Linked DNA regions of Homo sapiens: region 2 is linked to region 1. Evidence: read pairs that join two places in POLR2A ChIA-PET (ENCODE). Cell type or tissue: PC-9. All regions are shown on one strand. Each heading gives the region's core, and the rest is flanking DNA. Links, peaks and the distances in the headings are about the cores only. Region 1 overlaps SLC23A2 (solute carrier family 23 member 2). Region 2 has its middle 31 kb from the start of SLC23A2.

Region 1 (15,493 bases), core at 2,538-10,537:
TCCTGGCCTCAAGCGATCATCCTGCCTCAGCCTCCCACGTAGCTGGGACTACAGGTGCAAGTCACCATGCCTGGCTAAGGAAACTGATGGGACTTTTTAAAGCAGAATAAATTTACTCTCCTAGGTTAAGTTCATCTTGGTGTTCCAGACATGAACATCCACTGCAGCAGCAAACCCCTCCCCACCGTCCCCAGCGCTAGGAACACACAGTTCCATCCCGACAAGAATACCTTCCAGCAAGTAACTGTGCTCCATTTCTCCACCACGCATTTAATTTAACCTCATAAGCTACAGTGGGGGAACCACTAATGCACTTCACCCACCTCTTCCAGAGTAGTGCCTGGAGTATCCTGAAGCCTTAGACCTGAAAGAGCACAGGAGAGGATGAGACTCATACAGCGCAGAGCAGTGATGTTCTGAGAAAGGCGTCAGGGAAGAGGACTGCAGGGCTCAGGAAGAGGGGAGCACCTTTCATCAGGGACAGTACATGGAGGAAGAACGAAGAAGGGGTGAGCAAAGAAATGTGTCCTTGGACACGCCATAAAAAGCCCAAAAGGACAGAGCATTCCACACCCCGGTGCACAAGGATGATGCAGACACTCTCAAGGTCAGAAAGTATGCGACAACCCGAGATCAGAGGGTTTATCCACACAGGATGAGCGTGGTGTGTATAAATGCCAAGGTCCAGCGGCAAAATGCAACAGATAAAAGGGGAGAGGTGAGGGAAGAGTGGAGTTTAACTTCTGTATTAAAACAAGAAGCAAAATCTCCCCGGGAATTTGACACTGGGGAAAGTGTGTGTGCCAACCCGTGGTCCCTCATTGCCCCTTTTCCTACCCTTTGCAAAAGAGAGAAAGAGAATGAGCAAATCCACTCGCTGTCTTGGCCTTAATACATGACAGTGGGGAAGGAGGAGCAGAGGGATAGAAGATCATGATGGCGACAATGGCAGTAATAACTGCAATTTTCCAGTTGCTAAGTGTCGGTGTGTGCCAGGCACTTCTCTGACCTCTTATTAAATAAATGACAGTTATTTCTGGCCAGTAAGCATAATATTACTTGGTTTGCACACAAACTCTACAAAAGTAGAAACTGAGCTTCAGAGAAGTCAAATAACTTGCCAAAGTATACACAGCTATAGGCAGTAGAACAGGATTCAAACTTGAATCAGTAATCTGAACCTGCCATTACACTGTTTATACAAGACATAAAACTGCCCTTTAAATGCTCAGCTTACAGCTGTTTTCCCTGGACAAACACAGCCCAGGCCAGCTGGCCTATACACACTGCCTCTGTGAGACTTGCTGGTGATTTTGCCCTCCTTGTGATTTTTGAGGGGGCACTGAGGGGCAGGAATCACCTTCAAGCTCCTTTTCCAGGGCTGATACCCACCCTCCTTGGACTAGGAACTCTCTAACATATGCACTTCTATTCACCTGCATGGCTGCTCCCTAGCACACATCACCATGGTCTCTCATCAACATCACAACAGCCACTTAACTCGTGTTCTCATTCCATCTTTTTTTTTTTTTTTTTTGAGATAGGATCTCACTCTGTTGCCCAAGCTGGAGTGCAGTGGCGCGATCACAGTTCACTGCAGCCTTGACTTCCCAGGCTCAGGTGATCCTCCCACCTCAGCCTCCTGAGTAGCTAGGACTACAGGCATGTGCCACACCTGGCTAGTTTTTGTAGAGATGAGGTTTCACAATGTTGCCCAGGGTGGTCTTGAGCTCCTGAGCTCAAGCAATCTCCTGCCTCAGCCTCCCAAAGTGCAGGGATTACAGGCATGAGCCACTGCACCTGTAATCCAGACTCATTCCATCTTTTTTTTTTTTTTTTTTTTTGAGACAGAGTTTCACTCTTGTTCCCCAGGCTGGAGTGCAATGGTGCGATCTCGGCTCACCACAACCTCCACCTCCCAGGTTCAAGCAATTCTCCTGCCTCAGCGTCTCGAGTAGCTGGGATTACAGGCATGCGCCACCATGCCCAGCTAATTTCGTATTTTTAGTAGATGTTGGCCAGTCAGGCTGGTCTCGAACTCCCGACCTCAGGTGATCCGCCCACCTTGGCCTCCCAATGCTGGGATTACAGGCGTGAGCCACCATGCCGGGCCCCTCATTCCATCTTGATGGCTCTAAACACTTGTCCAAATGGTAAGTAGCATGATGCTTCAACAGAAAATTACCATGCTCTTTGATGGCTTCCTAATTTAGAGTGACACCCAAATTCCTTCACAAGAGGTGACTATGGGGCCTATCCAGGCCCCCTTTCCCAGTCCCTCATGGCCCCTACTGTGGTTACTCACAGGCCTCTCCTATCTCTCAGGACCCTGCTCATGCCATCCCTCCAAAATAAGCCCCCTTCATCTCACCCCTTCTCACTGGGGTGACTCCCATCAATACTTCCTCTGATCACCACCTCATCATGATGTCAGAGGACCATGTGGAGGGCTGAGTGTGATGGCTCACATCTGTAATCCCAACACTTTGGGAGACCCAGGCAGAAGGACTGCTTGAGGCCAGGACTTTGAGAACAACCTGGGCAAGATAGCAAGACCCCATCTGTACAAAAAAAAATTAAGGTAAAATTTTAAAAGATGATTGTAACAAAGCAAGATCATGTCTATCTGTCTGCCTAGCCAGAGAGCTGTGGGAAACAGAAAGAAACAGTATCACAGCCTCACCATCTTACCTCCACCCCTGGTGCTGAACTTGGCACATATATTAAAGGTTCTCCAACGTTTGTGGACTGATAAATGATTTTTTTAAGGCATGTGGTATAATGTAAGAGTGGTTTTGTTTAATAATCTTACTACATCAAACCTATCTGTGACACAACAGATGTCAGGAACAAGTCGGGGGTGTCAACGTCACCACCATCAATGTACACCGACCAAGAAAGATGAGGGAAGTATTAGAAAAGTCCAAATTATAACTACATCAAAAGATATGAAAAATCTCAGAGAACCTACAATTACATAGCGAGTTACAAAACACATGAGCAAGCCTCTTTCGATGTGATTGAATCAAACATTTCCCAAATGCCAGCGACAAGCATCTGTATCAGCAGCTAGCTAGCCACCATCTGGCCTGTTTCTGTTAAGGTCCCTGCTAAAAATGGTTTTTACATGTTTAAAGGATTGTGAACAACAGCAAAGAAGAACATGTGACTGAGATCACCTGGCCCCTAAAGCCAAAGACATTTATAGAAAGGTTTGCCCATGCCTGACAATAATAGGATAAAGGAATCCTGCTCACCATGGCAAGAATAACGTTAAATACTTAAGGATAAATTAAATAAAAATATGTGTGACCTTTATGAAGAAAACGATAAAATATTACTGAGGGACATAAAAAGGATTTGAAAAACCAAAGAAACAGAGGATACTCTTCGATAGGAAAGGTACTGTAAGAATATTCATTTTCCAATTAACATAATCTACACAGATTTAATAAAAATCCATTAATACCCCCCCAACAGGTCAGAGGAGCTTGCTAAAAAATCCTCTAGAAGAATAAGCAAGGGCCAGGCATGGTGGCTCATGCCTCTAATCCCAACAGTTTTGGGAGGTGGAAGCAGGTGGATCACCTGAGCTCTGGAGTTTGAGACCAGCCTGGGTAACATGGCAAAACCCTATCTCTACCAAAAATACAAAAAATTAGCTGGGTGTGGTGGCATGCACCTGTGGTCTCAGCAACTCGGGAGGCTGAGATGGATCACTTGAGCCTGGGAGGTAGAGTTTGCAGTGAGCCAAGATCATGCCGCTTCACTACAGCCTGGGTGGCAGAGTGAGACCCCATCTCAAAATAACAACAATAATAATAAGCAAGGATAGCCACAAATATTTGAGAAATAGGAGGAGTGTGGTCAGTGAGATAAGAACCCTAATGTAAAGTTGTAATAAACAGAAGTTCAACAAGTATGAAAACAAAGTAACTATTAGTCATTAAAAAAAAAACCCAAAAACTGATGTACATATGATATGGCAGCACTTCAAATCATAAAACCAACTATACATGCCAAGACAATTGGTTACCACCAAGTAACAAAATCCAGAAAAAGTAAGACCTAACGTCTACATTTTAACATTGTTAAGAAAGCACAGAAATATTTATTGACATGGAAAGATGTTTACCCTGTTATATATGTGTTATTTTTTAACTTGCCTTTTTACATAACACAGGGTGAACATCTTTCCATAAAGTGAAACAAGCCAGTCACAGAAGGACAAATACTGCATGATTCCACTTACGTGAGGCGTCTAAAATAGTCAAATGCAGAAGCAGAGTAGGATGGTGGATTCCAGGGACTTGGGGGGGCGGTCAATGGAGAACTGACTTCAACAGGTTAAAGGTTTTAGGTTGCCAGGTACGGTGGCTCACGCCTGTAATCCCAGCACTTCGGGAGGCCAAGGCAGGAGGACTGCCTGAGGTCGGGAGTTCAAGACCAGCCTGGCCAACATGGTGAAAACCCGTCTCTACCAAAAATACAAAAGTTAGCTCAGCGTGGTGGTGCACGCCTATAAGCCCAACTACTTAGGAGGCTGAGGCACAAGAATCACTTGAACCCAGGAGGCGGAGGTTGCAGTAAGCCGAGATTGCACCACTACACTCCAGCCTGGGCGACAGAGCAAGACTCTGTCTCAAAAAAAAAAAAAGTTTCAGTTACACAACATGAGCAAATTCTAGAGATCTGCTGGACCACACTGTGCCTATAATTAACAATACGTCGGTCAGGCATGGTGGCTCATGCACGCCTATAATCTTAGTACTCTGGGAGGCTAAGAGTGGGACGATTGCTTGAGGCCAAGAGTTCAAGATCAGCCTGGGCAACATAGTAAGATTCCATCTCTACAAAAAATGAAATTTTTTTAAATTAGCCAGAAAACAAAACAATACCATATTGTACACTCAAAAAGTTGTCGGCTGGGCCTGTAATCCTAGCACTTTGGGAGGCCAAGGTGGGCAGATTACCTGAGGTCAGGAGTTCGAAACCAGCCTGGCCAACATGGTGAAACCCATCTCTACTAAAAATATAAAAAATAGCCAGGCGTGGTGGAGCATGCCTGTAATCCCAGCCACTTGGTAGGCTGAGATAGGAGACACACTTGAACCCAGGAGGCAGAGGTTGCAGTAAGCCAAGATCCCACCACGGCACTCCAGTCTGGGTGACAGGGTGAGACTCTGTCTCGAGGAAAAAAAAAAAAAAGTTGTTAATAAGGTAGATCTCGTGTTAAATGTTCTTATCATAATAAAAATAAAAAAATAAAAAGAATGGTAGAAGATACTAGTTTTGAGTGAAAAAAGTTATTTCATAAGTGAAAAGAATTAAAAGCAATATATATAATGAAAAAGATAGTATGTACAGCATTAACCCACTGTGTATGTGTAAAGTATGTGGCCATGTATACACACACCAAAATGTTAACCAAAATGTTGAGTGATAGAAACACAAATGACTTATTTTCCTGTTTTTACTCCTCTATATTTTCTAAACTAACTTAACTACAAAAGATGGGCCCAATTTCACCCCTAAGAGCCTCATGGTGTCCACATTAGCACCAGTTCTTCCTTACTCCTCAGACTCAAGTCCAGGGGAAAGGCTGGTTCCCCTTACAGCATCTACCCCCTTTACAATGTAATGCAAGCAAATCAATTCAGTCCTTTCTGCTGTGAGCTCAGGATACAGCAGTGCGGAATAATGTCCTCATGTTTAAAGTTCTAAAATAACTTTGGGTTTCAGAAGAGAGTGGAGAAAAGCCAAGGTGCTACAAATTATACTTGGTATCTAGATTTCTTAAAGCTCCCTGCAGCCAAAGTTAAAAATCACTACCTTAAAGGAAGCAGGAAATCGCTACAGTCTCAAAAAAAAAAAAAAAAAAAAAGTCGCCTGGAAATAAATGTAAACCTGACAGATAAAAAAAATCAGCCATCTGGAAAATTCTGTTATGAGGAAGTAGAAAAGTAAAATAAAATATTTAGACGTGTAACAAATCTTCCAATTCCCTAAGGACTGAATCACTAGCTCTCCACCCACCAACAATCACGCACAAATGCAGAAGCTTTTAATCAGTACTTGTTTCATCAGCTATTCAGCCTGTAATGATTTCTTTTGAACTTCATTTTATCCGACCATCTCTCCCTGTCCAGGAAACAGAGTCACCCCTCTCACTGTGGCTTAGCAGGGCCACCTGAAGGAGAAATGTGATGGCACTGTCCAGAAGTTTTCAGAGCTGAGCTATTCGTGGAGTTAAATACCAAAACCTTCTGTGTTTCTCGAAAGAACCACCAAATCCTAAGAAAAACCTGTCCTTTCATGATCAGCACCTAGCAGAGTGAGCAGGTAACACAGAAACCCTCCAATGGCTGAATGAATTAATCACTAATAGTCTGCCCAAAGAGTAGAATCCCCCTATGTAAAATTCATCTTTAAGGCTGGGCACAGTGACTCCCAACGCTTTGGGAGGCCTAGTTGGGAAGATTGCTTGAGGCCAAGAGTTCGAGATCAGCCTGAGCAACATAGCGAGACTCTGACTCTACAAAAAATAAAACATAAAATTCATCTTTATATTCCCAGCTCCTAGTACAGAATAGACAGATGCTCTTTACAAGGAAGTACACAGGGCGGGGGGTGGGGCGGTGTGGAGAAGATAGATGTTCCATAAATGCTAATGAAATTTACATTTACTCCAAGTAGACGGCACTGAATAAATACTATATCAGAAATATAAATCCATGGCAAATCCATCATTTGCTCTAGACAAAAACCCACACTTCTCCAAAAGGATACGAGAGAGAGGAAGAGCCAGAATAAGAATCAGTGGCTCATGTGCTTAAGACTCACATGGGAAGCTTATTTAAAATATACACTTCTGGGCCAGGCACGGTGGATCACACCTGCAATCCCAGCACTTTGGGAGGCTGAGGCAGGCGGATCGCTTGAGCCCAGGAGTTCAAGACCAGCCTGGGCAACGTGACGAAACCCCATTTCTACCAAAAAAAAAAAACAGAAAAATTAGCCAGGCATGGTGGTATCCGCCTGTAGTCCCAGTTATTTAGGAGACTGAGGTGGGAGGATGGCTTGAGTCCAGAAGGTAAAGGTTGCAGTGAGCTGAGACTGCACGACTACACTCCAGCCCAGGCAACAGAGTCAGACTCTGTCTCAAAAAAAAAAAAAAAAAGACAGATTTCTTTCACACAAATACATGTAAGACAAAAATTTGACACTGTTTTATTTATAACAGCCCCAAACTAGAAACATCCAAAGAGCCATCAAGAGGTGGACGGGTAAGCAAATCATGGTGGGTCCATCAAAAGGCATGCTAGTTAGCAACAAACCAGAGAGCGTCTGCTGACGTGCCCGACAGCACAAGGGAGCTGCACAGACATTTCGTTAAAGCAGCCAGACACGAGACATGCAGTCTGATTCTCAAAAGACAAACCATTCTACGGGAAGCGGAGAGTGGTTACCTAGGGCAAGAATGGAGGAAAGGGCTCCCCAGGGAAAGGATGGAACCTTTGGAATGATAGAAATCTACTGTTTTGACTGTGATTCTGGTGGCTCCATTTGGATGTATATCCACTTGCTCTATGTAAACACTATCGCAATAAAATTGACTTTAGAAGACTAAAAGAATTAAAAAACCCTGTAATCCCACCAATTTTAAAAATGTCCCCTCCTCATATTCTAATCCTATAGACCTACCTTGGGGGCTTGGGAACCTGTATTTTTGTTTGTTTGTTTGTTGAGATGGAGTCTTGCTCCGTCGCCCAGGCTGGAGTGCAGTGGTGCAGTCTCAGCTCACTGCAACCTCCACCTCCCGGGTTCAAACAACTCTCTGCCTCAGCCTCCCAAGCAGCTGGGATTACAGGTGTGCCCCACCACACCCGGCTAATTTTTGTATTTTTAGTAGAGACAGGGTTTCACCATCTTGGCCAGGCTGGTCTTGAACTCCTGACCTCGTGATCCACCTGCCTTGGCCTCCCAAAGTGCTGGGATTACAGGCATGAGCCACCGCACCCGGCCAGGAACCTGTATTTTTAACAAATGCACAAATATTCTCATGCTAGAGGTCCTCAGATCACCCACACCTTGGGATAGGCAATCTTGGCTGGGAAAAAGCTATTGTCTGCACTTCTTTAAACCAATCCAGACAGGGGAAGAATATGACTAAGAAGGAGTGCCCTCTGGGATAAGGACACTCAAAACCTCAGCCTGCCAAGTGCTACTTTGGTTCTCACTAAGACACAAGAGCTTTCAGGGCCGGCTAGGTTCAATGATGAAGCACATTTCAAAAGCCAATCCATGGCTCTTTGCTTAAATCCCATTAAGGGGATTATAATCAAACTGTGGCTGCTCCATTAAGTTCTGTTAAATGCTAACATTTGACCTAAATGCTTTTAATTCAAGTCAGAAAAGACTGTTGGAACATATGCCCTCAACTTGTAGGTGTGGTGAGGGCTAGTTTTGAATGAAACGCTCTGAATTCTCAAAAAAAAAAAAAAAAAATCTTCAACTTGTATATGATCAACTTCCTTTGAATGAAATGACTTAACTGGTTACCTAATACACAGAGTCCGACTTCAGGGAGTTTGCAATTCTGATGCTGATCCTAGCTATAATTATTCCATTTAAAGCTCCAAGCAGCAACGAATGAACTTGTAAGCAGTGGTGATTATTTGATCTTGTGATGACAAGTATGCTCACAGCATGTGACTGAATTTAAAAAAAAAATAACAATCATCCTGCAGTCTTCTCCAAAACACTGCAGGAACTCTTGATCTTGTTTGTTTGTTTGTTTGTTTGTTTGTCTTTTTTGAGACACAGTCTGGCTCTGGCACCCAGGTTGGAGTACAGTCAAGCAATCGCAGCTCACTGCAACCTCCCACCTCAGCCTCCTGAGTAGCTGTGACCACAGGCATGCGCCACTATGCCCAGCAAATGTTTGTATTTTTTGTAGAGACAGGGTCTACTTGTTGCCCAGGCTGGTCTCGAACTCCTGAGCTCAAGCAATCCTCCCGCCTCAGCCTCTCAAAGTGCTGGGATCACAGGCATGAGCCACCATGCCTAGCCAGCGCTCATTTTTCAAACCGCAAGTCAGTACCTACTAGTAGGTCATGAAATTAAATTAGTGGATCTTGACCAGAATTTTTAAAACAATGGCATTTGACAGAACAAAAAACTTCAGAGCATATCTCAAAAGACAGGGGTAACCGAGAGTGTCAAGGTAAAATGCTTCATGCTGTGGGTCAGGGGAAAAGAGTCTGCAAGTCACTGATGGAAAAACTCTGCACACTGACATGAAAGGCATGTTCCAAGTGCCCGACTTAAATCAGATTATTTACTGACCTTAAACTAACATGCCCATAGAAATATTGTGCCAAAGTGAGAAAGCGGTATAAGATGATGGCACTGATGACAAAATATCATCATATTCCCCTGCCACAATGATGGAGGGGGTACCCAGAATTGCAGCACCAGGGTGGCCTTATAATTAATTACAATAATCTACCAGAGCCCTAAACCAAACTACCCCCAATGACTGCAATGGAAGGAATCTCCTTTGCACCCTAATGTGCCATCTCAGCCTTCTGTCACTGTCTCAGTTTGTGGACTTAATTCTTTTAAGAGTTGGAAATGTTTTAAAGGAAGCCAGATAAAACCTGGATTTCTGAGAGGGAACATAGGTACCACTGCCAAGTTCCATCTCAGAAACCAGTTTCCATCTGTAGCGAGCCCCAGGAGTAATGATCCCTTAGAGGCCACTCCCAGGGCCCCAAGAGGGGTCCTGACAGTAGCAACCCTGCTCTGACTGTAGAAAAAAAGGGTCCCTGGGCAAACACTGTACTAGTTAGAAATAATCTAAAAATGGGTTCTCAGGTCCTCACCAGTGGGCCAGAGAGGATGCGATGCCACTGGATAAACGTGGGAAATTTTCCTGAAACATCCATGGGGTGAGTTGGGTGGGGAGGATCATTCCTAACTGACAGCAAATAGTTTATGGCACATAAAGTAAAATGCACAACTGACAGAATGAAACAAGATGTTGAAGAATGGGCTCTGCCTACAGAAGATCCCTTCAGTCCAGCCCAAAGACTTAGTCCCAGAAGCTCTGGTACAGACAAGCTCTAGTCCCAAATGCAACACTAAATCCTAAAAAAGCTCCTGAGTCCAGCCTGAGACACGTCATTTTGCTGCCATCGAATTATGCATGAGCCATGAAAGGTGATGGTCATGGTATCTAGGTGACAAGACGATAACTCATTTGCCTGCTTGTTCAGAAGAGCGATGGAGTCTGAGAAAGTAAAATGTCAGAGTGGTGTATGCTTTGTTTGTTTGGGGGTTTAAGATACAAAGTCATCCGCAGTCTTTCTTTTTCTAACCTAATGCTATAGCAAACAGATGCTACAGCGCCTACTGTACCTGGTATCTTTCAGCAGAAGTTTTCTTTCCAAAACTTTATTTAAATAAAATTATAACAAGACCATCTTAAGCCTCGTCATCCTGGCCATTTCTCCTCAGTGCCAGGTGCTGCCCACACTGCCCACGCTGACCTCCAGAGTTCCCAGGTCTGGGCTCAAGAGACCTCCTCCTCCAGGGAGCACTCCTGGGTCAGCTGTCCGTCTTCTGTGTTTCCATGGTTCCCAGCTTCCTGTCCGCTCCCCACCAGAATGAGATGGCAGCAGGGACACAGTGTCCAATGCATAAAAGGCATTCAAATACTTGGGGAAATCCCTGACTCGTTCAGGGAAATCTTGTGGCTGGGACGTGAAAGGGGAAAGGGAGGGGCAGTATAGCAAAAAGTGCAGCCTGCATGACAAAATTAAAATCTGAATGTACATTTTAGCAAACTAAAGCAGAACAAAGATGAGTTTTATTGCATTTATTTCTACTACGTGATTTAACACATCACTTTTTGCACACATGGTGCTTTTTATTTCAACACTATTTAAAATGTATTAATCATCAGTCATCACAGGAGCCACTGAAAAGCTAATTTTATATGGAATTTTAACAACAAGATAAAAACATGTGCATAATGAACTATCAAGTCCCAGGCACAAACATGGTTTCACTTAGCCCTTATAAAAATTCTGGGAGGGGTTGTTATTCTCTCCATTTCACAGATGAGAAACTGGAGCACAGAGAGGTTGATTTATCTCTGCAAAAAAGCTCAGGGCCAATGTTGTGGGTCCAACAATCATTCTGGAAGACAAACGTTGTTCGTGTTACCTTCCAAGCTAAGAGAACGAGACTCTGAAGAAAAGGCCAAAAGACCAGAATAGGCCTGAGAAGGTCATATCTAAAAGTCATTCTGAAGGAAGCTGAGGAAAATTTGTGAGTTACTTTCAGGGAATAGAAAGAATGCTTTCTTCTCTTCCAGGTCTCCAGATGCCTTTTGTCATTTGATGCTCCCCCTGGCTCACCCAATACAAAAATCTTGGGAGCCTGGATAACTTCCAGGAGATGGCTGTGCCCTGCTGATTCAGTCCCACTGTGTCTGGGATGCCTGCTCCATCCTCTTTCCAGCACAGTCCCTGAAGAGGAAGCCTCAGTAGGGCACTTGGTCACCTCCAGCTACTGTTGCCAGAGCTGCCCCTGCTGGGAGAAGGCAGGCTCAGGTGCTGGGAGAAGCATCTCAAGTAACTCAACGGACTCACCAGCCCTCTCTGTGATCTGCTCTTCAGACCATGTCATTCTCCAAGGACCAAAGCCAAATTTCCTTCTTTCACCTGCAGAGAAAGATCCAGCTCCACTTTGCCTCTATTTCCTAACTACCCAATTACGCCTGCTTGGTTTTGCTGGACTTTGGCCCATTTATTCAGTCCTCTCAACACCAACCACTTTCCCGGTCTCATCTGGAAGACATTCCATTTGCAAATCTCTTGTGCAGTACTGTTTCTCCCCACCACACCATACCCCCTGCTCCCCACTAGTCCAGTATACCAAGAGTTCCTCTTCCCTGCAGACTCTCCCAAGATAAGGAAAAGGGAGCTCTGAGGGATTCACCTGCTCTAATAGATTACCTAAGGGCTGAAGAGTGGGTTTGCCTAAACTGCACTGCAATTATCTGGGGCTGGGACACTAATTCTTCCCCAGGTTAACACCACATACGTGGTGATCAAAATTATTGCAAAGCTTTTCCCTGATCTTCAATAAATGGGAGGCTTTAAATATTCCATGCCTGTATGTTATACACTCTTTTTCCTGCACAGGAGTGTGTTCTTCCTAAGCAATTCATTAAAAATTATATTCATTAAATACAGAGACTGCAATCACTTAGAATTGTATGCTACAGATGTCTTGCTTTTTTCTGGTATCTGAACCTGACATTTTTTAATAACCCAAAGACCTTAAAAGAATTAAAAATATATCTGCACTCAGCTATAAGACACTCTAGCTCTCCATGAAGTTTGTTTCACTTATATTCCTTTTTGGTTGTTTACTTACTTTTCATCAGACTTCTGAAACTCTGCATAGAAGGAAAACATAGGCTGGGCACGGTGGCTCACACATGTAACCCCTGCACTTTGGGAGGCCAAGACGGATGGATTACCTGAGGTCAGGAGTTTGAGACCAGCCTGCTCAACATGGTGAAACCCCATCTCTACTAAAAATAGAAAAAAAGTAGCCAGGCGTGGTGGCAGGCACCTGTAATCCCAGCTATTTGGGAGTCTGAGGCGGGAGAGTTGCTTGAACCTGGGAGGCGGAGATTGCAGTGAGCCGAGATCGCACCATTGCACTCCAGCCTGGGTGACAGAGCGAGACTCCATCTCAAAAAAAAAAAAAAAAAAGGAAAACATAAAAGAACACACAGCAGAGCTTTGGCAATCCTGGCACTAGATTGGACTCTGAAAATAAGTAATTTACTTACATCGTTTTTACTTTATTTACTCTGGAAAGTAAATAAGCACCTGAAAAACACAGAAATTTTACTCGCTGCAGATGAAGTTTTTATTGCTATTCTCTCTCACATACCTAAGGGCGGTGCCTTCTAAGAAGTGCATAAATGTTAATGTTCAGTTTTTGATATTTAAATTATGTCTGACAGCACTAAGAAACCCTTTGGAGATTTTCTAGTAATGCAGCTGTGCAAAACTGAGAACTTCTCACCCACCTACACAGGCACAGTCACACACACACAGGCGCGCACACACACAGAAACAGACATATATGTAGAAAATCAGAAACATCACCAGAGATACAAACACTCAGATACTCACATGGAAACAGATACACGCAGACCCAAATGCACACAGACACAAACAGATAGTAATCAATCTGTATATCCTCACAACTCATTCCCCAAAGCAGAACCGCCAAATGGCCTTACCTTCAAAGTGAAACTCCACCCTTCCACAGAAATGTCCTCTAATCAGTGCGTCACCCACCACTTCTGTGCCGGTGTCTGTGCAACCCTGCGATTGTCCTGGTACTCAGCATGAGACGCTCTCAGGTGCTGAAGGAATTTCAGCTTTTATAACCCACACAGGCTGGCCAAAATTGTATAACCGCACCACCTCATTAGAAATGCTATTTGTGTTACACAACAGCCACCACCCGGTTACAAACAGTTACTGCATGCCTCTATTATGGTTTCCTTAACATCAATCTGTAGCAGGTTTCTCCATGGCAGGCTGGATAGTCTATTGTAGAAACCAAGCAGCTGCTGAGAATACGTCTCAAACCTGCACTAAGAAGGAAAATTAAAACCTATCTTTGTAAACCCTTCAGTTCAGATGAATAAGTCCACCCATGCTGCTTCCAGCTCAGTGAAAAGGGAGATTAATTTTACTACCTGGTAAGTTTCCATTTCCCCAATCAGGGCCCAAAGACAATTGTTTTCAAAGCTCAAAAAATTTCAGATCTCAAGGTAGGAGTTCATCATTAAAAGGTAGGCAAAGCCAACAAGTAACTGTCACATTGGAGAGCTGACTGCTGGGGTCCAGTTCAACGTGGCATCCAGCAGGCAGGTCTCCACTGATTCCTACTGAACAGTGGAAGTACCCATGAAGACACAAAAGTGATGCATGCACACTGACAGTCTGACATCAGGACTAGGAAAGAAGTCACACCTGTGGCCAGACTTTGCCCTTCCCAGTCCTGACTCCAAGCCAGGGCCTACCAGGAACCTGGGCAGTGGGCACCCTCTGCCCTGTGGAATATGCAAATACCTGCCTCCATCTCCCTAACACCAGACTGCCCTTCCCAAATCCAGAAAGGGAACTCGAGGCTCAGATGACAAACAGCCAGGCAGAAGAGGCATCGACCATCAGCAAGGGACATCTTAGAAGATGGGAGTCCCTGAGATAAAGACAGAAAAAGAACCAGGACAATTCCTGGAGAAAAGCAGCTGTAAGTATTCCTCATTCACAGAAACTTTGAGGAGCTCAGCAGTGGGATAAGAGGATGACACCACCTGACCAGAAGTGACACCTTAGCAGAAACTGGGGAGAAGGTTGGGAGCCAGGTGCTTCAACTGCTCAGGGCAGGAGACCCACCACCACAAGCGCCCAGAACACAGGTCCGCACATGACACATCCAACCCATCAGGTCAACACGCCTAGGGGAGCCAAGAACGGTATTCAGGACATGCTGTGAAGACTCTAACATCAGAGAAGATTTGTTGCAGGAGCCAAAAGAAAATTTAAAACAAAAACAAAAACCCACAGTTGGAATAAAGGAAGAAAAACATTTTTTAAGTTGGTATTTTTTTAAAAGAGGAAACAAGATTGACAATTATATGGAGAAAATGGATCAAAAACAAGACGCTGAGGTGGGGAAGAACAGTAGGGAAATGAAGAACCAGCACTAACTCAGAAGTAAGCCAGAGAAATGGCATCACAAAAGACTGAAACGGAGGTGGGTGACAGACCTGAGAAACTCTGAGAGACAAGGAAAACTACAGAAAGGCTAAGGCTATTCCGAGACAGAGCTGGGCAGGAAAAAGCAAAGAACAAGGCCAAGCTGTGACTCATCAGTGCCTCTCAAGCAGACTTAGAAACAAAAGGGGCAATGAAGCCAGCTATGCTGTATGATTCCATTTACACAAAACATCCAGAGTAGGCAAATCCAGAGGCAGAAAGTTCATCGATGATTGCCTGGGGCTGGGGTGGGGATGGGAGTGACTATTCATGGGTTTTAGGATTCTCTGCAGGATGAAAAAAAGTGCTAAAATTGTATTGTGGTGATGGCTGTACAGCTTTGTGAATAACAGTATACTAAAAACCACTAAATTGTATATTTTAAGATGATGACTATCATGATGTGTAATACACCTCAATAAAACTTTTTCAAAAAGAACAAATGAGGTCGGGTGTGGTGGCTCACACCTGTAATCCTAGCACTTTGGGAGGCTGAGGCAGACGATCACCTAAGGTCAGGAGTTTGAGACCAGCCTGGCCAACACAGTGAAATCCCATCTCTACTAAACATACAAAAATTAGCTGGGTGTGATGGCACGTGCCTGTAATCCCAGCTACTTGTGAGGCTG
Region 2 (15,493 bases), core at 3,009-11,008, 88 kb after region 1:
TTGCCAACACTTATTTTTCTATTTTCTATAATAGCTAGCCTAGTGTGTGTGAAGTAGCATCTCATTGTGGTTTTGATTTGAATTTCCCTAATGATTAGTAACGATGACCATCTCCTTATGTGCTTGTTGTCCATTTCTGTATCTTCTTCTTTTTTTTTTTTTTTTTTTTAATTTTGAGACAGGGTCTCACTTTGTCGCCCAGGCTAGAGTGCAGTGGTTTGATCTCGGCTCATTGCAACCTCTGCCTCCAGGGTTCAAGAGATTCTCCCACCTCAGCCTCCCTGGTAGCTGGGACTATAGGCATGCGCCACCATGCCCAGCTAATTTTTGTATTTTTAGTAGAGACAGGGTTTCACCATGTTGGGCAGGCTGGTTTCGAACTCCTGACCTCAAGTGATCTGCCCGCCTTGGCCTCCCAGAGTGCTGGGATTATAGGCATGAGCCACCGTGCCCAGCCATTTTTCTATCTTCTTTAAAGAAACACTGGCCAGGCACGGTGGCTCACACATGTAATCCCAGCACTTTGGGAGGCTGAGGCAGGCAGATTGCTTGAGCCCAGGAGGTTTGAGACTAGCCTTGGTAACGCGGTGAAACTTCTTCTCTATACAAAATACAAAAACTAGCTGGGTGTAGTGTGTGCCTGAAGTCCCAGCTACTAGGGAAGCTGAGATGGGAGGACTGGTTGAGTCCGGGAGATAGAGGCTGCAGCAAGCTGTGATTGCGCCACTGTACTCCAGCCTGGGTGACAGAGTGAGGCCTTGTCTCAAAATAAATAAATAAATAAAAATAAAGAAACATCTGTTCAAGGCTTTGCTTTTTTTTTTTTTTTTTTTTTTTTGAGACTGGCCTGGCCTTGTTGTGTTGCCCAGGCTGGCCTCAAACTCCTGGGCTCAAGCAATCCTCAGCTTCCCAAGTAGGTGGGACTACAGGCGCATACCACCATGCCTGGCTTCTTTTCTTTGTCTACTTTTGAATTGGATTGTTTGTTTGGTTGTTGAATTGTAGGATTTCTTTATATATACTGGATATTAATATTTTATCAAATACATGTTTTGCAACTATTTTCTTCCATTCTGTGAGTTGTCTTTTCACTGTCTTGTCTCTTGTTGTGTGGTTTTAAAAATTTTTTTAGGCCGGACACGGTGGTTCACACCTGTAATCCCAGAATTTTGGGAGGCCGAGGCGTGCAAATCACAAGGTCAGGAGTTCGAAACCAGCCTGGACAACATGGTGAAACCCCATCTACTAAAAATACAAAAAATTAGCTGGGTGTAGTGGCGGGCACCTGTAATCCCAGCTACCTGGGAGACTGAGGCAGGAGAATTGCTTGAACCCAGGAGGCGGAGCTTGCAGTGAGCCGAGATCACACTGCTGCACTCCAGCTCGGGCGACAGAGTGAGACTCCGTCTCAAAAAAAAAAAATGTTTTTTAGAGACGGAGTCTCTGTCGCCCAGGCTGGAGTGCAGTGGTGTGTGATCATGGCTCACTGCAGCCTGGTTGAACTCCTGGGCTCAAGCGATCCTCCCACCTCTAGTTGTTTTCTTTTCTTTTCTTTTCTTTTCTTTTCTTTTCTTTTCTTTTCTTTCCTTTTCTTTTCTTTTCTTTTCTTTTCTTTTTTAGATGAGGTCTTGCTCTGTCACCTAGGCTGAAGTGCAGTGGCATGATCCCGGCTCCCTGCAGCCTTGACCTCCTGGGCTCAAGCGATCTTCCTGCCTTACCCTCTGGAGTAGCTGGCACTACAGCCATGTGCTACCATGCCTGGCTAATATATATATATACACACACACATATATATATGTATATATGTATATATATGTATATATGTATATATATGTGTATATATATATGTGTGTATATATATGTATATGTATATAATATTTTTTAGTTTTTGTAGAGATGAGGGTTTGACTAGGCCCATCTGGAACCCCTGGGCTCAAGTGATCCTCCCACCTCAGCCTCCCAAAGTGCTGGGATTGCAAGTGTGAGCCACCGTGACCAGCCTCACCCTCTCTCTTTTTTTTTTTTTCTGAGACACAGCCTCAAGAAGTCCTGAGAACATGTGCCTTCTGGCCCCACTCTCTTGATAGTGTTTTTTGATGTACAAAACTTTTTAATTTTGATGAAGTCCAGTTTATCTATTTTTCTTTCGTTACCTATACTTTTAGAGTCCTATCTATGAAATTATTGCCGAATCTAACGTCATAAAGATTTTTTTCTAAGTGTTTCATAGTTTTAACTGTTATGTTTAGGTCTTTGATCCATTTTGGGTAATATTTTTGTATATGGTGTTAGGTAAGGATGCAACTTCCTTCTTTTGCATGTGGATATCCAGTTTTCCCAGCACTATTTGTTGAAGAAACTGTCTTTTCTACATTAAAAGGTAGTGGCTCCTTTGTTGAAAATCAATTGATCGGCTCTCTCTCTCCCTCTCCCTCTCCCTCTCCCTCTCCCTCTCCCTCTCCCTCACCCCACGGTCTCCCTCTCATGCGGAGCCGAAGCTGGACTGTACTGCTGCCATCTCGGCTCACTGCAACCTCCCTGCCTGATTCTCCTGCCTCAGTCTGCCGAATGCCTGCGATTGCAGGCACGCGCCGCCACGCCTGACTGGTTTTGGTGGAGACGGGGTTTCGCTGTGTTGGCCGGGCCGGTCTCCAGCCCCTAACCGCGAGTGATCTGCCAACCTCGGCCTCCCGAGGTGCCGGGATTGCAGACGGAGTCTCGTTCACTCAGTGCTCAATGGTGCCCAGGCTGGAGTGCAGTGGCGTGATCTCGGCTCACTACAACCTACACCTCCCAGCTGCCTGCCTTGGCCTCCCAAAGTGCCGAGATTGCAGCCTCTGCCCGGCCGCCACCCCGTCTGGGAAGTGAGGAGCGTCTCTGCCTGGCCGTCCATCGTCTGGGATGTGAGGAGCCCCTCTGCCTGGCTGCCCAGTCTGGAAAGTGAGGAGCGTCTCCGCCCGGCCGCCATCCCATCTAGGAAGTGAGGAGCGCCTCTGCCCCGCCGCCCCATCTGGGATGTGAGGAGCACCTCTGCCCGGCCGAGACCCCGTCTGGGAGGTGAGGAGCGTCTCTGCCCGGCCGCCCCGTCTGAGAAGTGAGGAGACCCTCTGCCTGGCAACCACCCCGTCTGAGAAGTGAGGAGCCCCTCCGCCCGGCAGCTGCCCCGTCTGAGAAGTGAGGAGCCTCTCCGCCCGGCAGCCACCCCATCTGGGAAGTGAGGAGCGTCTCCGCCCGGCAGCCACCCCGTCCGGGAGGGAGGTGGGGGGGGGTCAGCCCCCGCCCGGCCAGCCGCCCCATCCGGGAGGGAGGTGGGGGGTCAGCACCCCCGCCTGGCCAGCCGCCCCGTCCGGGAGGGAGGTGGGGGGTCAGCCCCCCGCCCGGCCAGCCGCCCCGTCCGGGAGGTGAGGGGCGCCTCGGCCCGGCCGCCCCTACTGGGAAGTGAGGAGCCCCTCAGCCCGGCCACCACCCCATCTGGGAAGTGAGGAGCGTCTCCGCCCGGCAGCCACCCCGTCCGGGAGGGAGATGGGGGGGTCAGCCCCCCGCCCGGCCAGCCGCCCCCTCCGGGAGGGAGGTGGGGGGGGTCAGCCCCCCTGCCCGGCCAGCCGCCCCGTCCGGGAGGTGAGGGGCGCCTCTGCCCGGCCGCCCCTACTGGGAAGTGAGTAGCCCCTCTGCCCGGCCACCACCCCGTCTGGGAGGTGTGCCCAACAGCTCATTGAGAACGGGCCAGGATGACAATGGCGGCTTTGTGGAATAGAAAGGCGGGAAAGGTGGGGAAAAGATTGAGAAATCGGATGGTTGCCGTGTCTGTGTAGAAAGAAGTAGACATGGGAGACTTTTCATTTTGTTCTGCACTAAGAAAAATTCCTCTGCCTTGGGATCCTGTTGATCTGTGACCTTACCCCCAACCCTGTGCTCTCTGAAACATGTGCTGTGTCCACTCAGGGTTAAATGGATTAAGGGCGGTGCAAGATGTGCTTTGTTAAACAGATGCTTGAAGGCAGCAGGCTTGTTAAGAGTCATCACCAATCCCTAATCTCAAGTAATCAGGGACACAAACACTGCGGAAGGCCTCAGGGTCCTCTGCCTAGGAAAACCAGAGACCTTTGTTCACTTGTTTATCTGCTGACCTTCCCTCCACTATTGTCCCATGACCCTGCCAAATCCCCCTCTGTGAGAAACACCCAAGAATTATCAATAAAAAAATAAATTAAAAAAAAAAAAAAGAAAAAAAAAGAAAATCAATTGATCATAAATACAAGGGTTTATTTTGGGGCTCTCTATTGTCTTCTGTTGGTCTCTATGTCTGTCCTTATGCCAGTATCACACTGCTTTCATTACTGTGGCTTTGTAGTAAGTTGTGAAATCAGGAGGTATGGGTCCTTCAACTTTGCTCTTCTTTTTCAATGTTGTTTTGACTATTTGAGGAATGCAGGTACTTTTTAAATAGGACTCCTAGAGGTACCAAGGAAAGGATGATCTATAACAGCTGCCGCTTACATACTTTAGGAAGAATGTTGCGGCTGTGTTTGGCCCATCTCATGGGTCTGGTGACCCTACTGTCTTGTCTGTACTAAGAAGTATGAATAGAATGCATGGTCTGATAAAGGTAAAAGCATTACGTTACATAGTTATATGCTATACATATTTAACTATTAAAACATACAAAATAGGCCAGGTGTGGTGGTTCATGCCTGTAATCCTAGCATCTTGGGAGGCTAAGGTGGGAGGATCACTTGAGGTCAGGAGTTCGAGACCAGCCTGGCCAACATGGCAAAACCCCATCTCTACTAAAAATACAAAAATTGTCCAGGCGTGGTGGCGCTTGCCTGTAATCCCAGCTACTGGGGAGGTTGAGGCAGGAGAATTGCTTGAACCCGGGAGGCGGAGGTTGCAGTGAGCCGAGATGACACCACTGCACTCCAGCCTGGGCAACAGAGCAAGACTCTGTCTTGGAAGAAAAAAAAGAGAGAGAGAAGAAGAAAAAACCCTACAAAATAGCATGGAATCAGAGATCTGAGATATCTGGTCTCTGTACGCACACATAACTTCAGTTTATCTGAACACTTCTGCTTGTTTCTGTTCTCTGCTCTCCTGACCCACCTCCTACCTTCGTTTTCCTGCATTCAGATGCTACATGCAAGTCATTTTTATCTATTTTTTTCCCCTGCAGACCATTTTTAAAACTCTGTGCTGTAATTGTACTGATTAAAATCAAGGGGGCCAGGTGTGATGGCTCATGCCTATAATTCTAACACTTTGAGAGGCCAAGGTGGGCGGATCACCTGAGGTCAGGAGTTCGAGACCAGCCAGACCAGCCAGACCAGCATGGAGAAACCCCATCTCTACTAAAAATACAAAATTAGCTCGGCGTGGTGGCAGGCGCCTGTAATCCCAGCTGCTCTGGAGGCTGAGGCAGGAGAATCACTTGAACCCGGGAGGTGGAGGTTGCAGTGAGCTGAGATTGCGCCATTGCTCTCCAGCCTGGGCGACAAGAGTGAAACTCCGTCTCAAAAACAAACAAACAAACAAACAAACAAAAAACATAAGGAATACATTCACCTGGTTCCAAATTCAAAGGTAAAAAGGCCCAGGATGAAAGTTTCCGTAGCATCCCTGCCTCCTTCCTGCCAATTTCCCCTCTCTGGCAACAACCATTCTTACTGCTTTCTTGTATTTTCTTCTAAATACATATATTTATACGTGTACATTCTTGAGCTGGATGCAGTTCAATAATGAATTCTAGCAACTCAGAAGGCTGAGGAGGGAGGACGACTTGAGCCCAGGGGTTCAAGGCTGCAGTGCAGGAGTTCACACCACTGCATTCCAGCCTAAGTGACAGAGCGAGACCCCAGCTCTAAAAACAAAACAAAACAAAAATATTCTGTTGCATAGCCAAGTAAAAAGAACTTCCTGACACAGCAATAGGGCAGCGCATGCTGTGGCTGCTCTCCCGGCACCTTTGCAGTGTGCTCCTACAGATTTTCTCCTGCCGGCAGGTATGCACCTGCCCCTGCCCCAGAGGGATTGATGGGAACTAGGAAGACCCTCAGCAGCCTTGTGGCAGGCAGTGAGTGGGGGTGGGGGTTGAGATTACTCCCATTCTGGAGTGCCTGCATCCAAGCTCTCAGGAGGTGGCATCTTAACACCCTGCTCCCCTGCCCACCCCTCTGGCGAAATAACTCTGGGAAGCCAATTCTATGCTGGTGCCCAACGCATCTCCACCAGATTCAGCTTCAGTTGCTTTCAGTAGTTATTTATTGGATCACCCACCTGTTATTGGCCGCCTTCCCTTCCCTGTCTCACTTCCCCATTCCTTTCCTGCTGTTTAGCCAGCTCACTTCCCAAATTAAGTACTTGCTCTCGAATCTTTGTCTGAGTTTGCTTTGAGAGAAACCCAAAGGAAGGCCCATGTATGCACTGTTCTATACCTTGCTTGGTTCACTTAACATGACTTGGAGATACTCCCCTATCCCTACACCAAGGCTTCCTCATTCTGTTTTTTTTTTTTTTTTCTTTTGAGACAGGGTCCCGCTTTATCACCCAGGCTGGAGTGCAGTTGCACAATCAGGGCTCACTGCAGCCTCAACCTCCCAGGTTCAAGCGATCCTCCTTCCTCAGCCTCCTGAGTAGCTGGGACCATAGGCACGTGCCACCATGCCCAACTAATTTCTACATTTTTTGTAGAGATGGAGTTTCACCAAGTTGCCTAGGCTGGACTCAAACTCCTGAGCTCAAGTGATCCACCTGCCTTGGCCTCCGAAGTGCTGGGATTACAGACATAAGCCTCATTCTTTTTAAGGGCAGCACAATATCCCCTTCTGTGGACGTGCGTAAGAACTGGGCTCCGGAGCCAGATGGCCTGCAAGTCATTCTTCATATCTAACACGGGACCAGCCATCCTTCCGCAGAGGGCGGCCTGCTTTCCCTCCACCTTTTTTACTTTCATCATTGCCCCGGGCACCTCTTCCTGAAATCTGGGAGGCTTGCCTAACTCGTTCCCATACTCTTGCACATAGTATGTAAATTACCACATCTACAGACTGGCACTCCCAGTTGCGTCTGTCTTACCTAGAGTTTATTTGTCCTTTGCTCTTTTTTCCCTTCCCTCCCTCCTTCCTTCCTATTATCTGCCCACTACCCTGATCCTGGGTTAGAAGAACAAAAGTTTGAGAATTCTCTTTTCAGTTTTTTAATTTCTCAAAGTTAAACATAATTTTAAACATTGGCTGTTAGGATTAAAAAGTTAGGAGATTTCACATTGGAATCTGGATTTTATGCGTCTCTTGAAAAATCAATGCTGTTTCATGATAGTCTCAATAAAAAAAAGAAAAAAAATTAGGCTGGGTGCGCTGGCTCATGCCTGTAATCCCTGCACTTTGGGAGGCCAAGGCGGGCAGGTCACCTGAGGTCGGATCACCTGAGGTCAGGAGTTTGAGACCAGCCTGACCAACATGGTGAAACCCCAATTGTACTAAAAATACAAAAAATTAGCCGGGCGTGGTGTCGCGTGCCTGTAATCCCAGCTATTCAGGAGGCTGAGCCAGGAGAATCGCTTGAACCTGGGAGGCAGAGGTTTCAGTGAGCCGAGGTCTCACCACTGCACTTCAGCCTGGGCAACAGGAGTGAAACTCCATCAGAAAAAAATCATAAGTCCCAGCAATGCCTCTGTTCTGGCGTGACCACAGTCACAATCTCCTGGGCCAGAGCTAAGGATCCCCTGTCCCCTTGGGGTGGGGGCATCTCTCAACCATTCACCACTCCCCACAAAGAGGCCTCCTCACTTATTTATGGGACCTCCCTAGCCCAGTAGGTGACTGGATGTGAAACGCCTGGTTCAGGTCCTTATTAATGCAAACTTGAAGTATTTATTTAATTATTTTTTTGAGACAGAGTCTTGCTCTGTCGCCCAGGCTGGAGTGCAGTGGTATGATATTGGCTCACTACAGCCTCTGCATGCCGGGTTCAAGCAATTCTCCTGCCTCAGCCTCCCAAGTAGCTGGGATTACAGGCGCCTGCCAACACACCCAGCTAATTTTTTTTTTTTTTTTTTTTTGAGACAGAGACTCACTCTGTCATCCAGGCTGGAGTGCAGTGGCACGATCTTGGCTCACTGCAACCTCCACCTCCTGGGTTCAAATGATTCTTGTGCCTCAGCCTCCCGAGTAGCTGGGACTACAGGCGCTCGCCACCATGCCCAGCTGATTTTGTTTTGTATTTTTAGTAGAAATGGGATTTCACCATGTTGGCCAGGCTGGTCTTGAATTCCTGACCTCAAGTGATCCGCCTGCCTCGGCCTCCCAAAGTGCTGGGATTACAGGCGTGAGCCACTGTGCCTGGCCTAATTTTTGTATTTTTAATAGAGACAAGGTTTCTCCATGTTGGCCAGGATGGTCTTAAACTCCTGACCTCAGGTGATCCTCCCACCTTGACCTCCCAAAGTGCTGGGATTACAGGTGTGAGCCACCAAGCCCGGCCAAGCTTGAAGTATTTCTATTACTTAAAGTGAAAATGCAGATCCTAATTTCGGCACTTTGGGAGGCTGAGGCAGGAGGATCACTTGGGCCAGGAAGTTCAAGACTACAGTGAGCTATGGTGGCACCACTGTGCTCCAGGCTGGGCCACAGAGCAAGACCCTATCTATTTTTTTTTTTTTTTTGAGATGGAATTTCGCTCTTGTTGCCCAGGCTGGAGTGCAATGGCACGATCTTGGCTCACTGCAACCTCCACCTCCCAGGTTCAAGCGATTCTCCTGCCTCAGCCTCCCAAATAGCTGGGATTACAGGCACGTACCACCACACCTGGCTGACCCTATCTCTTAAAAACAACAACAGCAACATCATCAACAACAATACCCAGATTCCGATTCAGTAGATCTCGGTGGGGCATGAGATTCCGCATTTCTCACAAGTTTCCAGGTGATGCTGGTGTTGCTGGTCTACAGACCACACCTTGAGGAGCAGGGACAAGCCAGTCTCCTTCCTCCCCCATCGATTTTGCACATCACTGGGGATTTATTTTTCTAGTACATTATGTTTCTAGAATTCCAGTGGTTGTTGAATATCCATGGCAGTTACTGTTTACTGTTTGTTTTTTTTTTAAAGCACAGGATCTTTCGGCTTCCCAAACAGTGTTACTGCTCAGATCCCTGTGCACAGTGTACAAGTCAGATCTAATAGGTGCTAACTGAAGTCAAAGAGAAGGCCCTGGAAAATATCACTCTGAAATCCACCTCCCCACTCCCTGATCCCCAGGTCCCTGTGTCCAAACCACAGGAATTTGAAACTGTGGAACTCAGCTAAAAATCAGAGATCTTATTCTGGTATTCCAAGGACTTAGGAGTTAAGTAACTTGCCCAAGATTACACAGCTGCAAAACCCCGGATCTCCCAAACCCTTTGCATTTTTGTCCTAAGGCCACAGTCACAGCATTTCCTACCAAAGCCCAGCCCAGATCCACCCACTTTCTGATTTTTCTTGCCTTATTCACACCTGAGAATAAACACCTCTCTGCCAGTTAAAACTGTATTTTCAAACAGGGTTAGGCTCTGTGGCTCACACCTGCAACCCCAGCACTTTTGGAGGCTGAAAGAGTTCAAGACCGGCTTGGGCAACAAATCAAGACCCCTGTCTCTTAAAAAATAAAAAAATTGGGCCGAGCGCAGTCGTTCACGCCTGTAATCCCAACACGTTGGGAGGCCGAGGCGCGTGGATCACCTGAGATCAGGAGTTTGAGACCAGCCTGGTCAACGTGGAGACACCCCATCTCCACTAAAAATACAAAAATTAGCCAGGCATGGTGGCACATACCTGTAATCCCAGCTACTCGGGAGGCTGAGGCAGGAGAATCACTTGAGCCTGGAAGGTGGAGGCTACAATGAGCTGAGATCACACCACTGCACTCCAGCCTGGGTGATAGAGTGAGACTTTGTCTCAAAAAAGAAAAAGAAAAAGAAAAATAATTAGCTGAACACGGTGGTGTGTGTCTGTAGTCCCAGCTATTCAGGAGGCTGAGGCAGGAGGCTGTAGTAAGCTATGATCATGCCACTGCACTCCTGCCTGGGTGACAGAGAAAGACTCTGTCTCAAAATAAATAAACAAAAAACAAACAAAACAGGGTTTATAAGTAGTAAGAAAAGGCAGTTGGTGTCTTTTCCCCCTCTTCTGTCCTCCAGTTGTCTCCAAAATGGTGCATTTATCTTAGACAAGGTGACAGGTGGGGGGCAGGGAACGGAGGGGTGGCACAAAATGGTGCATTTGGTAAAACACTGAAGACAAGCTTACTCCAGGATAAAACTGGCAAAAGGTTGAAGACCAGGTTACTCCAAGATAAAGTTCTACCTCCTTCACCGCCTGGTCTCCAGGTCTGCATCTCCTGGTCACAGTCTCTGCAAGGTAAGCTTTTACCTTATCTCTCTGCCTGTTCCAGGGAAGCCTCCTTCCTGCCAAGTTGGTGTTCACCTTCACCTGAATTCACCCTTGTTTTCCTGCCTACCATGGGGCCATGGGGGCCCTTGTTCACTCCATCTCCTATATGCTGAGAATGCCCTTGTTTAATGAGGCTTTTTTTTTTTTTTGAGACAGGGTCTCACTCTGTTGCCCAGGCTGGAGTGCAGTGGCACTATCTTGGCTTACTGCAAACTCTGCCTCCCAGGCTCAAGTGATTCTCCTGCCTCAGCCTCCTGAGTACCTGGGATTACAGGTGTGTGCCACCACACCCAGCTAATTTTTGTATTTTTGGTGGAGATGGGGTTTTACCATGTTGGCCAGGCTGGTCTGGAACTCCTGACCTCAGGTGGTCCACCTGCCTCAGCCTCCCAAAGTGCTGGGATTGCAGGTGTGAGCCACCTTGCCCAGCTAGTTTAAAATTTTTATTTTATTTAGAGATAGGATCTTACTCTGTTGCCCAGGCTGGAGTGCAGTGGCATAATCATAGCTCACTGTAACCTTGAACTCCTGGGTTCAAGCAATCCTCCCATGTCAGCCTCCCCAGCAGGCAGGACTATGGCATGCAGCACCATACCTGGCTAATTTTTGTATTTTTGCAGAATCAGGGGTCTCACTATATGTCCAGGCTAGTCTTGAACTCCTGGCCTCAAGTGATTCTCCTGCCTTAGCCTGTCAGGGATCTGGGATTACAGGCATGAGCCATGCCCGGCCATATTTAATGGGTTTTGTTCTGTTTTTTTAAGATGGGATCTTGCTCTGTTACCCAGACTGGAGCACAGTGGTGAGATCATGGCTCACTGCAGCCTTGACCTCCTGGGCTCAAGCAGTCCTCCTGCCTCAGCCTCCCAAGTAGCTAGGACCACAGGCATGCACCATCACTTCCAGATTTTTTTTTACTTTTCTAAGAGATGGTGGGGGCAGGGAGTGGGGAGGTCTCTCCATGTTGCCCAGACTGGTCTCAAACTTCTGGCCTTAAGTGATCCTCCTGCCTCAGCTTCCCAAAGTGTTGGAATTACAGTCTAAGCTACTGTACCCAGCCAAGATATTTAAAGTGACAAAGAGATTTTTTTTGTTGTTGTTGTTTTTGTTTTTTGTTTTTTTTATTGAGACAGAGTCTCACTCTGTTGCCAGGCTGGAGTGCAGTGGTGTGATCTCAGCTCACTCACTGCAACCTCCGATTTCTGGGTTCAAGCGATTCTCCTGCCTCAGCCTCCCGAGTAGCTGGGATTACAGGCACACACCACCACACCCGGATAATTTTTGTATTTTTATTAGAGACAGGGTTTCACCATGTTGGCCAGGATGGTCTTGATCTGACCTCATGATCCACCTGCCTCAGCCTCCCAAGATGCTGGGATTACAGGCGTGAGTCACCGTGCCCGACGATAGTCTTTAATGGATGTAAGTGGGGGTATTTTGGAAATTAACAGCTCTTTTCCCATGTCTTTTTGAGGTTGTGGCTCATCAGAGACAAAAAAAAGCATCTTTTTTTAGGTTTGTTTTTTTTTTTTTTTGCCACCTGTCCTTGTTGGTCCAATCCCTACAAGAGAAGGGAAATGAGGAACTCTTCTTAAGCTTTGGACTCTGTATGGTAGACTTTACATGTGAAAAATTAGATAAAGTGAACAATTACATGGAAAAATATCATTACCAAAATTGTTCAAGAAGAAACATAGTAGGCCGGCTGTGGTGGCTCACACCTGTAATCTCAGCACTGGGAGGCTGAGGTGGGTGGATCACCTGAGGTCGGGAGTTCGAGAACAGCCTGGCCAACATGGTCAAACCCGTCTCTACTAAAAATACAAAAATTAGCTGGACATGGTGGCAGGCGCCTATAATCCCAGCTACTCAGGAGGCTGAGGCACGAGAATCGCTTGAACCCGGGAGACAGAGGAATAGAATAGACTTACATATAAGTAAAATTGAATCTGAATAAAAAATTCTAGTGAGAAAGAAAATTATAACCACAAAACACTTCACCAAGCCCAGATGTCCTCACAGGCAACTTTTATAACTTTAAGGAACAGAAAACCTCCATCTTACCCAAACTAAGAAACAAAATTCAACAACCCATGTGAATCTAGTCACTAGCTACTGTAAGGGAAATCTCACACCTAGCCAAAAACATTAAAAAAAAAAAAGTAAGAAAAGGAAACCAATAGTTCAGTTTCACCTACATAGATGCAAAAATTATGAATAAAACATTAGCTAGCCAAATACAACTATGTGTAAAACAAACATTACCAATCAGTATTTATCCCAGGAAGGCAAGGACGTTATTTTACCATTAGAAAGTAGCAACATAGTGTAATCCCAGCTATTCGGGAGGCTGAGGCAGAGAATTGCTTAAACTCTGGAGGAGGAGGTTGCAGCAGTGAGCTGAGATCGCACCACTGCACCCCAGCCTGGACAACAGAGTGAGAGTACGTCTCAAAAATAAAATAAAATAAAATAAAGTAAGTAGCAATACAGCTGGGCTTGGTGCTTTGGGCCTGTAATCCCAGCTACTCCGGAGGCTGAGGCAGGAGAATCTCTTGAACCCAGGAGGCGGAGGTTGCAGTGAGCCAAGATCACCTCACTGAGCTGTCTAGCCTGGGTGACAGAGTGAGGTTCCGTCTCAAAAAAAAGAAAAAAAAAAAAAATAGAAGCCGGGCAGGGTGGCTCATACCTGTAATCCCAGCACTTTGGGAGGCTGAGGTGGTCAGATCACCTGAGGTCACAGGTTTGAGACCAGCCTGACCAACATGTGAAACCTGATCTCTACTAAAAATACAAAATTAGTCGGGCGTGGTGGCACATGCCTGTAATCTCAGCTATTTGGGAGGCTGAGGCAGGAGAATTGCTTCAACCTGGGAGGTGGAGGTTGCGGTGAGCCGAGATCGCGCCACCGCACTGCAGCCTGGGCAACAAGAGGGAAACTCCGTCTCAAAAAAAAAAAAAAAAAAAGCAAAATAAACGCACTGCAGCCTGGGCAACAAGAGGGAAACTCCGTCTCAAAAAAAAAAAAAGAAAAATAAAAAAATAAATAAAATGTAAATCCTTTTGTACATTTTCATGGAAAACCATAAATAATATGAGAAGAAAAGCTACAAATTAAGAGATATTTGTAATGTATATAACTGAGAAAGAATTGATATCCAAAACTTTTCTTTTATTATTATTATTATTATTTTTCAAAATATTTTTAAAACCTACAAATAGGCCCAGCGTGGTGGCTCACACCTGTAATCCCAGCACTTTGGGAGGCGGAGGCAGGCAGATCACTTGAGGTCAGGAATTCCAGACCAGCCTGGCCAATATGGTGAAACACCATCTCTACTAAAAATACAAAAATTAGCAGGGCGTGATGATGGGCACCTGTAGTCCCAGCTACTTGGGAAGCTGAGGCAGGAGAATCGCTTGAACCCAGGAGGCAGAGGTTGCAGTGAGCTGAGATCATGCCACTGCACTCCAGCCTGGGCAACAGAGACTCCGTCTTAAAAAAAAAAAAAAAAAAACCCCAGAACCCCCCCCATAAAAAAAAAAAAAACCACTACAAATAATGAGAAAAGGACAAACCATCCAAAAGGAAAATGAACAAAGGAATGATTTCTATGACCAATAAACATATGAAACATATAAACAGACAAAAAGAAACTCGATCTCTGCAGTAATTAGGGAAATGTATATTAAAACACAAAGATACCATCTTACATCCTTCAGATCGGCAAATATTAGCAAGCCTGCCTATTTAATCAAAAATGCATTAGGCAGCTGGGCACGGTGGCTCATGCCCATAATCCCAGCACTTTGGGATACCAAGGTGGGAGGGGAGGACTACTTGAGCTCAGAAGTTTGAGATCAGCCTGGACAACATATTAAAACCTTGTCTCTACTAGAAATAATTTTTTTTTTTTTGAGACGGAGCCTCTCTCTCTCCCAGGCTGGGGTGCAGTGGCACGATCTCAGCTCACTACAACCTTAGCCTCCTGGGTTCAAGCGATTCTCCTGCCTCAGCCTCCCAGGTAGCTGAGATTACAGGCGTGCGCTGCCATGCCTGGCCAATTTTTTTGTATTTTAATAGAGAGGGTTTCACTGTGTTTCCCAGGCTGGTCTCTAACTCCTGAGCTCAGGCACGCCACACGCCTCGGCCTCCCAAAGTGCTGGGATTATAGGCGTAAGCCACCGCACTGGGCAGAAATAAAAATTTTTAAAAATTAGCCGGGTGTGATGGTGGGCACCTACAGTCCCAGGTATTCAGGAGGCTGAGGCAGGAGGATTGCTTGAGCCTGGGAGATCAAGGCTGTACTGAGCCGAGATCACACCCCTGCACTCCAGCCTGGGCAACAAAGTGAGACCCTGTCTCCAAAAAAAAAAAAAAAAAAAAAAAAGAAAGAAAAGAAATGCATTAGGCTACAAGCAGTAGAAGATCTAACTAAATGACTCAGACAAATAGGAAGTTCTTTTTCTCACATAACAAGTCTGTGGCCAGGCGCCGTCGTGTGAGCTTGTGGTCCCAGCTACTGAGGAGGTGGGTGGGAGAATCACCTAAACTCGGGAAGGTTTTAGCTGCAGTGAGCTGTGATCGTGCCACTGCACTCCAGCCTGGGCAACAGAGTGAGACCCTATCTCAAACACACAAACAAACAAGAATTCTGGAGGTAAGTGACGTGAGCATCGGTTCAATTGCTCAGCCACACGTTGTTGAGGTAGCTGATGTGCTCCCTGACATCTCACCCATTTTAAAGCCATAATCAGAGAAGAGCAAGACTAAGGCATCAGCATGCTTTGTCAGAAAAGCAAAAGCTTTAAATGGCTTCCAGCCAACTTTTGCTATACAAAATACTTCAAACATCCAGAAAAGAACCGAAAATGATATAACTCCCACATGTGTACCTATGATCGATTCTGAACAAACACTGATGTTTTGCCAATTGTGCTTCTATTTTTTTTCCTTAATAAAACACGAGAGACACAGTGTCCAGGATTGCATTATGTGGCCACCCCAGATGAAGGGGAGATGAGAATGTGAGTGTTCCGTTTTCTAATATGTATAATACAGGTAGGCT

Evidence for each region. ChIA-PET counts read pairs that join two places held together with the same protein. Peaks named below come from ENCODE experiments on the same cell type or tissue, not always from the same donor. Only the 100,000 strongest peaks of a DNase experiment are listed, where the experiment ranks them.
Region 2: POLR2A ChIA-PET joins it to region 1 with 23 read pairs; 5 of 35 experiments call an interaction of 5 or more read pairs at or near these places.

The regions. Positions count from the first base shown.
Region 1 is chr20:4,936,512-4,952,004 of GRCh38, forward strand. All of the region lies in intron 2 of SLC23A2 (solute carrier family 23 member 2), which reads right to left. Among named protein-coding and RNA genes, the nearest start is that of SLC23A2, 57 kb to the right of the region's middle. RefSeq lists a silencer at 13,041-13,090. In PC-9, for the core only: no CTCF peak of the experiment used is centred there; a DNase peak (open chromatin) is centred at 6,020; H3K27ac peaks cover 688 bases.
Region 2 is chr20:5,024,455-5,039,947 of GRCh38, forward strand. No RefSeq gene overlaps it. Among named protein-coding and RNA genes, the nearest start is that of SLC23A2, 31 kb to the left of the region's middle. RefSeq lists an enhancer at 3,713-4,242 and a silencer at 8,635-8,792. In PC-9, for the core only: no CTCF peak of the experiment used is centred there; DNase peaks (open chromatin) are centred at 4,427, 6,987 and 9,387; H3K27ac peaks cover 5,152 bases.